2 separate regions of the Homo sapiens genome follow, and region 2 is linked to region 1. A link is a loop called in an ENCODE intact Hi-C map of the cell type or tissue named here. Cell type or tissue: PC-3. All regions are shown on one strand.

Region 1 (5,000 bases):
CAAGTAATTGACAAGTCCAAGGTGGGACTAACTTAAGGCATGGCAGGATCTAGTGGCTAAAAGGACCTTATTAGGGCTATGTTGCTACCTCTAGAATCTGCTTCCCTTTCACTGACCTGATTCTCTTCCTCTATAGGTGACTTCTTTCATGTAACTGGAAAAGGTGGTGGTTGGCAGTTCTGATTTTACATAATTGCAGGCTGTGAAACAGGATTTAACTCTGCAGTAGAGTATTTTTCACTTGCAGACGAGACCCTGGTTAGACCCACGTGCCCATCTCTGAAATGAACATGATAGCTAGGGGAATAGAGTACTCAAATTAGCCAGTCTGGGTCACCCTGCCATCCCTCTGGGCAGGGGATCAGAGCAACATGACTTACCAGCTTCACTGACACTGCAGGAAATGGACCCTTTCCCAAATAAAAATACAGGCCTTTTGTCCAGGCCTGTAAAATAATGACTCTCTATTAGCAGAGGGTACATCCTTATCTATTTTTTGTTGTGTTTTTACTCAGCTACATTGGCTCTGGTGTCTGAGTCATACTTGGTTGTTTCACGAGGCATCACAATTTTTTTGAGGTCACAGGGAGATCATTTTTTACATTTTTACTCTGGAGGTAAATAGCACTTCAGCCAGTCAGTGATCTAAAAGTGTGTTTCCCAAAATATCTAATTTACTACCAGGCATAACCTAGGTTTTGGGAGAAATGAATATATTATCACTTAGATTCTCATTACAGAGCAAGATGATTACCTTTCTTATAAGAAAAATGTAGAACTATTGGAGGAAAAATATTTTTGCTAGTCCCAAAGAATTACCCTCACACATTTTTGCAGGTGCTTATTGGTTGAATCATAAGATATTTGGCCAGGATCCCAAATTTTGTTCTGGCACCAACTGTCAGGTGTCTGTGGCTGAAGGGACATTCGAGGTACATTTACCTCTTATTCTTAACGAGGGCATGTAGTGAACCAGACGGGACCATTTGGGTTGTAAGGGTTCTGTTTTCCTGGTCAGGGCCTGGCTAGCAGCCTGTTAGATCTGTCCTCTGAGCCCATGCCAGTTCCCACTTCATGCTGTGGGGGATGGGGAGAGACTGATGGTTCAGGTACTTCCCACTGGAAAGAGGAGCCTTTTGGACCAATTTTATCAAACCAGCTCTATGAGAAAAGCGGCCTATGGGAGGAAAGAGACACACCTAAAATGAAAATAATGAGAGTTCTCTACTCAGAGGATAGATTTTTAACCTCTTTGCTGCTTTCAGTGATCTGTTAACAATATGGCCTAATGGTGTCCCTGGTCTTGACTCACGTTGATGCTCTCCCTCCTTTGTGATGAGTGGCAGTTTGGGAGAATGGAAGTCTTGAATTTTGACTTCAGGGTAGAATGGGCAGACCAGATTCTTGGTTTCTCTGCATTCCAATGGCTTCAGCAGCCACAGGTCAATCAGTATGAATATGAAATACTGCCTTCTTTGGGAGTTTCCCAGTATATCAGAAAATTCAAGTTCTCACCTTCATGAGGATACTTTTAAGAACCAAATTATTGTTCCTCTGTCCACCTGATATTGATGACTTAGGCACTTAATCCCCTCAGAGCCTTTTACCAATATCTCAGATGGGGTCCTAGAAACCACTGAAATGGATCAGAACATTATCTCAATTTAGTTGAAATTACTCTTCCTGTTCTATTTTCCATCTCAAATTATGCTTGACGGTGTTGTCCAGGATAAGGTTGTACATTGTATTTCAATATGTCTGGTAAGACATGCTCCATAATTTTGGAGTAAAAAAGATAAATATTTGTAAAAATTAATCATTTGGTTTCCTATCTGCCCTTAAAACACGATGTCTAGTATCTCCCTTTTGAAGCCCATTACTATCCCCGCTTCCCCCCAGATTGATGAAGGACTCTGGAGTCTCTGACCAAAGAGGTCAGTCCCACACCAAACCTTATGTGGAGGGGTAACTGATCAGTCCTCCATTGCCATTGCTTCTTGCTGCCACATAGTGTCTCTGTTGCAGCCTTTTCTGCCCTTTTCAAGAAAGTTGATTTGTCATGGAATCACCTTAGCTCCTTGGCATTCTGCAGTGGTTAGGTGGCCAGTACAATTCTTCATTCATACTCACGTGGTGGCCATTGGCCCTAGAGTACAAGACTATGATAGGGTGACTTGGTTCTGGGATCTTCCTGCCAGAACCACAAATACTTAGGCACCAGGAGGTTGTGAATTGTCAGAACAAGAAGGTTGAAGAAGACTGGACACTAAATTTCTAGAATCTCTGGAGGAGAAATATTCATAGAATGAGTTGGCTTTGATGTCCTTGTAGGTCCCTTCCAATCCTAATGTTTGATTCTGAGATCTAAAAAACATTTAACATTGATACTATATTGTAAATTTGATCTTTCTTTATTTCATTTTTAACTATAAAAATGCATAGTGTAAAAAAGTCAAACCATGTTGAAAGAATCTTTCATACTCCTCATATTTTATATCCTTTATTTTCTTTGCATATACAAGTGTTTACATATATGATTATATGTATTTTATATATATATAATACATATGACTTAAAAATGTGTAGATTGGTAATAGAATTCTCATGAATATAACATAATTTATTTAACTGGTCTTTCTTTGAACAGGTTAAATAAATTATTAGGATTGCAAGTGCTAAATTTCAAAGATCCCACCAAATAGCTGTCTAAAATAATATGCTAATTTATATTCCCACCAACAATATATTAGTGTTTTCCTCACATCTAACATGGAGTTTTTTAAATTGGCAACTTTAACACCTTTATATCTTATGAACTACCAGTCGGTTACTCTATTAAAACTTGTCTCGTTGTAAAACAAAATTCTTATTTTTCTCATAAAGATATTTATGAAAAATTTCACAAATATATAAATGTTCAAGGGCTAAAAATGTAGCAGTATTTTTGGAAGCCACAATCTTCTTAAGTCAAAAAAGTGACCATATCCCCATATACTATCTTCTTCCCACAGTTTGAGATTCCCTGCTTTTACCATTTCCATCAGTGTTTATTTTATCTGCATTTCAGTAACTTGTTTCTAGAGAATTTCTCTACAAAGATCAAGTACTTCTCTTTACATCATTTGCCAAAAAGAAAATCCAAAGGCTATAATGTGTTTGGATAAAATATTACACCTATTAATGTACTGTGGAAATTCATCATAGCCTTGTGCAGAGCTGTGACTCATCAAGGTCTTTATGGATCTTCTGACTTAAGCATATGTATGCCTTTACTGCTTGATTTGCCAGCTTTAGCTAATATCTATAAAAGAAGGAAAAACCATCATACATATTTTCTTTCTTGTCTTTCTAGTTTTGTTAATTATATAATTTCTAAACATTTCCAGGGTTTATAATGTTAAATCCTGTTTTAGGACCACAATTCCCATATCTGTCCTGGTCTTAGTCCTGTAGTTTGATGGGTTGAATATTCCCCACCCTCCATTTTGCTATAGCTGTCCAGTTAGCTCATGGTTGGTTAAAGATTGTTTTCTAGTAGTTTCCTCAAAGAAAAGTCATGGAAATGTATTTCCTGAGTGATTTAAAGTTCAACACCAGTTCTACGTTGTCTTTATCCTTGAATAACATTTGATCAGTCTAAAATTCTTGTCACATTTTCTTTCCTTGAACATTGTAAGTATTAACTATTTTCTGGAGTTGAATATGGCTGTAGAGAGGTGTGAGTTCAGTGACTTTTTTCACCCATTTAGGTGTCTTAAGCTTTTTGTCTAGATGCTCAAATAACTCTTTCTTTTATTCATTTTGAGCTTTTGATATCTAGTAAGTTTTCTAGAATACCTATTACTGTTGGTTGTTTTGTGTCAGGTTTTCCTATAACATTGTACGCTCTTTTCATCTGCAGATAAAATTCTTGAATGTCCCTAAAATTTTCTTTCTCTCTGCTTCCCCTTACCCTTCCCTCCCCTCTTCTCCTCTTCTTTTTGACAGTGTCTCCCTCCAGCACCCAGGCTGGAGTACAGTGGCATGATCTTGGCTCACTGCAACCTCTGCCTGCTGGGTTCAAATGATTCTCCTGTCTCACCCTCCCAAGTAGCTGGGATTACTGGCATGCGCCACCACACCCGGCTAATTTTTATAATTTTTAGTAGAGGCAGGGTTTTGTCATGTTGTCCAGGCTGGTCTTGAACTCCTGGCCTCAAGTGATTCACCTGCCTTGGCCTCCCAAAGTGCTGGGATTTCAGGCGTGAGGCACTGTGCCTGGCCGAATGTCTCTAAAATGTTCTTGACTGTATTTTTACATATCTTTTTACTATCTTGATTAAACTGTCTTCCTTAGGGAAACCAATAGTGAGTATATGTTGCCTTTATTCACTTTTATTTATCTTACTCACTTTTCTCGATCCTGTCCCCCTTGTCTCTTACTGTGTTTTAGCAGTGTCTATTCTTCTTGTTGCTTTCAACGTGGTCTACGTTCCTGTGACTGCTTTTTGTTTTCCTTCATGAGCCAGCTCCTGTTATGTTTCCTTCTGATGTTCCTGCTAATCTTACATGAGGTTATTTGAGATTTTGAATTGCTGCTTCACGCTCTTATTTATATGAAAGATTGCTTGATTAAGATCTTTATGTTCATACATGTCATGTTTGGTCAGTTCTAATCTCCATGGTCACTTTTTAGGAGGGGAGAATATTCTTGGTCTGCCAGTTTTTGTTTTTGTTTTTTTCCCTGTTGTGTTCTTTTCTTTTTCTTTGGGAATTTCTCCATAGGTCCTATAGAACTAGAGCCTAGTCTTAGTGGATTTATGGCTGGTTTGGTCAAGCTTCTTATCCCACTGTGTGTTTGTGTGTGTGTGTATGTGTGATTTTCTATTTTTATAGACTTAGAGAAGGTACAAATGCTGACTTGTTATGTGGATATTTTGTGTAGTGGTGACGTCTGGGCTTTCCATGCAACTATCACACAGATGGTGCACATTGTACCCATTAGGTAATTTCTCATCCCT
Region 2 (5,000 bases), 200 kb after region 1:
AGAGGAAGTCAAATTGTCTCTCTTTGCAGATGGCATGATTCTGTATTTAGAAAACCCCATCGTCTCAGCCCAAAATCTCCTTAAGCTGATAAGCAACTTCAGCAAAGTTTCAGGATACAAAATCAATGTGCAAAAATCACAAGCATTCCTATACACCAACAATAGACAAGCAGAGAGCCAAATCATGAATGAACTCCCGTTCACAATTGCTACAAAGAGAGTAAAATACCTAGGAATACAGCTAACAAGGAACATAAAAGGAGAACTACAAACCATTCCTCAAGGAAATAAAAGAGGACACAAACAAATGGAAAAACATTCCATGCTCATGGAGAGGAAGAATCAATATCGTGAACATGGCCATACTGCCCAAAGTAATTTAAAGATTCAATGCTATTCCCATCAAACTACTGTTGACATTCTTTACAGAATTAGAAAAACTACTTTAAATTTCATATGGAACCAAAAAAAGCACGTTTAGCCAAGACAATCCTAAGCAAAAAGAACAAAGCTGGAGGCATCATGCTACCTGATTTCAAACTATACTGCAAGGCTACAGTAACCAAAACACCATGGTACTAGTACCAAAACAGACATATTGACCAATGGAATGGAACAGAGACCTCAGAAATAATACCACACATCTACAACCATCTGATCTTTGACAAACCTGACAAAAACAGGCAATGGGGAAAGGATTCCCTATTTAATAAATGGTTCTGGGAAAACAGGCTAGCCATATGCAGAAAACTGAAACCGAACCTTTTCCTCACACCTTATACAAAAATTAACTCAAGGTGGATTAAATACTTAAATGTAAAACCCAAAATCATAAAAAAGCTAGAAGAAAACCTAGGCAATATCATTCAGGACATAGGCATGGGCAAAGATTTCATGATGAAAATGTCAAAAGCAATTGCAACAAAAGTGAAAATTGACAAATGGGATCTAATTAAACTAAAGAGCTTCTGCACAGCAAAAGAACCTATCATCAGAGTGAACCTCTGTCATTGCAGCTCTTTTGGCTTCTCTGTCTGCCTTTCTGTTTCCTGTAGCCTCAGCACCTCCTCTGTTTGATGCCCTTTACAATGGATGACTGCTACTTCTTTTGGAGCCCATACAGCATCTAAGAGGTGCTCTATTTCCTTTTTATTTTTGATTTCCTTTCCTTCAGTTGTTAATGATCCTCTTTCCTTATATATGGATCCATGGGCATGCAAAGTGGCAAAAGCATACCTTGAGTCAGTATAGATGTTTACTGACTTTCCTTTGGCCAAGAGCAATGCTTTAGTGAAAGCTATTAGCTCAGCTCTTTGGGCTGAAGTTCCGACTGGCAGAGGGTGGGCTTCAGCTACTGAATTCAGTGTTACCACTGCATATCCAGCCTCTCTGACAATTTCAGATATGAAGCTGCTTCCATCAGTAAAGTATTCAACATCTGGGTTTTTTGTTTGTTTGTTTGTTTGTTTGTTTTTTGTGAGATGGAGTCTTGCTCTGTCGCTCAGGCTGGAGTGCAGTGGCACGATCTCAGCTCACTGCAAGCTCTGCCTCCTGGGTTCACGCCATTCTCCTGCCTCAGCCTCCCAAGCAGCTAGGACTACAGGTGCTCGCCACCACACCCAGCTAATTTTTTTGTATTTTTTAGTGGAGACGGGGTTTCACCATGTTAGCCAGGATGGTCTGGATCTCCTGAACTTGTGATCTACCTGCCTTGGCCTCCCAAAGTGCTGGGATTACAGGCATGAGCCACCGTGCCCGGCCACATCTGGGTCTTTTAAGGGCTGGTCCTTTAAGTCTTTTCAGCTTGAGGAAACCTCATCCATTGTTTCCACACAGCAATGATACCCTGGGCCATACAACGAGGGCTTTCCATGCTCTGTCCATTCTATTGGCAGCAGTGTGGCTGGTTATGTAGGGGTTTTCACACAAAATTCCTTGATATCTTAACATCCTAGAGTTAGAAAGCCAGCGATACCCCCTTTGCTCCAATTATAGTTACATAATTTTTAGACAATGGCCCAATCACTTGAGTTACTACTGAGTGCTCCGCACCAGTATCAACCATAAAGTCTGTTTTTCAGCCCTCTACCTCCATTGAGACCATAGGCTCCTCCGGGCCTAATGAAATGGAGCCCAGTCTGTCTCAGTCCTCATAATAATCATTGATTCCTGCTAGTCCGATTAATTCCATGTCTGACTTCTGAAACCCTTGACTGGTGGCAGGGGGCTCTGGCCAGCTCTTTTGTCCTGGATTGTTGCCTCTATCCTTTTCTCTTTCTGGGCATTCATTCTTCCAGTGTCCCATCTGCTTGCATCTCACACATTGATCTCTCTCAAGCCTAAGTCAGCCCTCTCATCCTGGCTTAGCTTCCTGGTTTTGCCTAGCTAGTCCTCTATCATGACTGCAACCACGACCACATCCTCTCACAAAACCAGTTTCTCTTCCAACTAAGACTGCTGCCAGCAAGTCCGCCCTTTTCTTTAGATCTGCGTCGAGCTTCTCTCTTGGCCTCATCCCAACTTACAAACACCTTAGTAGCCACCTGGATAAACTGGGTAACATTCATGCCTTCAAACCCTTCTAACTTCTGAAGCTTTCACTTTATGTCTCCTTGCACCTGGGTTACAAATGCTGCATTAACCATACACTGATTACCTGCAGCCTCTGGGTCAAATGGTGTGTAAAGCCAGTAAGCCTCACAGAACGTCTCATAAAATTCACCGGGACTTTCATCTGGCTTCTGGTGGACCTCTGAGACCTTTCCAATATTGGTGGCCTTTTTTCCTCCAGCCCTTATTCCATTAGAAGTGCCTCTCAATACCGCTGCAAACTTTGTAGCACTTGAGCCTGGTTAGGGTCCCAGGCTGGGTCAGCCTCTCTCGGGAGTGCTTGTTGTGCATACTGCCTGGTATCTCGTGTGCCTACAAGCGCATTGTTCTCCAGCCACTGGAGAGCGACTTCTATAACTCTACAGCACTCTTCCATATTAAATAATGACAGAAGAAGTTGTTTGCAATCAGCCCAGGTAGGATTGTGAATTAGGAAAATAGACTGCATTAGATCTATAAGAGCCTGAGGCTTCTCTGTATAGGAGCAAGTATGTTGTCTCCAATTTAAGAGATCAGTAGTAGAGAAGGGCTGATAAACGAAGAGCTTTTCTCCTCCCTAGACTTCATTCTGTGCATTCAAATAAATTTGTCCCAGTGTTTCTCGGAGGGGCATCTGCATTGCTCGGGCACGGCCCGACCTAAGGTGGCCGACCTCATCCACCTGGAGTTCCTCCCTTGGCTTTTCAGGCAAGGGCTCTGGCTCCTCTCTGTGTGGTGTTGTCTGAGGGGTGCTTTCTTCTGAGTCTGAGCCTCTGGAGGCAGCTGGGGTAGCCTCCTGTCCAAGCCTTGCCAGGGATGGATAAATTGGTGCACAGGGGGTGGACTTTCTAACACTTCAGGTTGGGCCTGTAGGACAGGTTTTTTCTGCTTTTCCTGTAACTCCTATTCTTTTTCTGATGCCTTGCAGCCTCTTTCTATTGTCCCTGGTTTTGTCTGGGCCATTAGTGTCTTACAGTACGTCTCAAAGCAGGCCTGCAGCCACTTAGGGTGCGTCTGAATTACACTTAGCCAGGAGTTGATATACGGAAACTGATCCCAGGTGCCCAGGCTGTTCCCCAAGCCTGGTGACTACCCGAAACATTTAGCCAATTATCTCCCTGTCTGTTGTCCCCTTGGCCAGCCACCCTGCATTAAAAGACGGCCAGTCTATCTCACAAAGGGTTCTCAGTTTCTGTGGAGTTAGCTTAATCCCATAATCACCATTAAAACCTTTTTTAAAGTGTTTCAGCATGCACTACAGTGGAGTAGGCCTTGACACTTTTCCTCCCATTTCCTCCCTCATGATGCACTTTCACTCTGGGATCCACCAGAACGAGTCCTATTACGGGAGGTTCAGACACTGCTTAGCCAGAAGTGTGCATTAATTCCTGTCACAGCTAGCTGCAGCTGTGGAACTTGTCCTATGGGCTGTATGCAGTGTCCTAGGTCTGCTTTTTCCTACACTCTCCTCAGAGCACACAGTCCATGCTAAGAGATCTGTGCCTCCCCACGTCACGCCCCGCGTTGGTCTCTCCCGAGACCATCTCTTTCACACACTTTCACACACCTCCCCCGTCCCCGAAACGGTTTGCCTTTCTGACTGACTCATGAGCCCCACCCATGTCGGGTGTCAGGGTGTGAGTTTTGTCCGAATCAATGGGCCTCTCCCATTGTCCCAACCCCCTTGGGTTGGACTAGTCATCATGCCCTGGGAGGTGATCAGAGTCCCCTTCCGTCCTTATGGGACGGGTCTTGCCTTAGGGCCCAAACCTTACCATGGTTCATATGTCTGAGTGCTGCTCCTGTGACTGTCCTGCAACTCCTTTTACCAGTTCCATTTCTGCTGTCAGGGAGGGCTCCGGAACACGGAAGGTAATTCTCCTTCCGGGCTGAAACTCTCGGTGGTGCCAAGGACCCCGGTCTCCCACGTCCTGGGGCTCTAGCCTACAGGCAAAGGAGACAGAAAATCTGCCATCTCCAATCCCAGATGAGCCCCCAGAAATGTTGTGGAACAATCAAACACAGGAGAGACTGAAAAAGGTTCAGGAGAGTTTATTAAATTAAGGTGATCACTGGCTCAGCCGGACATACGTCCAGAAAGTCTGAGCCCCAAACAAAGGGCTTTTCCTACTTTTAAACATCTTAAGGCAGGAACTACGTGAGGTGGGAAGCAAGTTGCAGAAGCAAGAAACAAAGGCAGCATTACAATATTTCTTATATCTTGAGAGAAACATGTCTTACAACCTAAACTTAACAGTCTTGTGACCCTGCAGCCGTGCAGGAACTTGCTGGGCCTGTAATAAACTTTAAGGAATGTGGAGTTGGGGAGTATAGATAAGGTCCACTGTCCACAGAGAGAAGACAGGCTGTTGATATTCTCTTTTAACTTGAGTGTAAGGGAGGGGGTCACA

The links. Hi-C counts contacts between places; a loop is a spot of excess contacts. Peaks named below come from ENCODE experiments on the same cell type or tissue, not always from the same donor. Only the 100,000 strongest peaks of a DNase experiment are listed, where the experiment ranks them.
Region 2: it touches region 1 in a loop (3-fold over the local background); 1 of 110 quality-filtered maps calls a loop at or near these places.

The regions. Positions count from the first base shown.
Region 1 is chr13:46,903,418-46,908,417 of GRCh38, forward strand. No RefSeq gene overlaps it. Among named protein-coding and RNA genes, the nearest start is that of HTR2A, 8.9 kb to the left of the region's middle. In PC-3, a CTCF peak has its summit at 2,019; a DNase peak (open chromatin) is centred at 2,054.
Region 2 is chr13:47,106,811-47,111,810 of GRCh38, forward strand. No RefSeq gene overlaps it. Among named protein-coding and RNA genes, the nearest start is that of HTR2A, 210 kb to the left of the region's middle. In PC-3, no CTCF peak of the experiment used is centred here; DNase peaks (open chromatin) are centred at 2,421, 3,471 and 4,241; H3K27ac peaks cover 3,245 bases.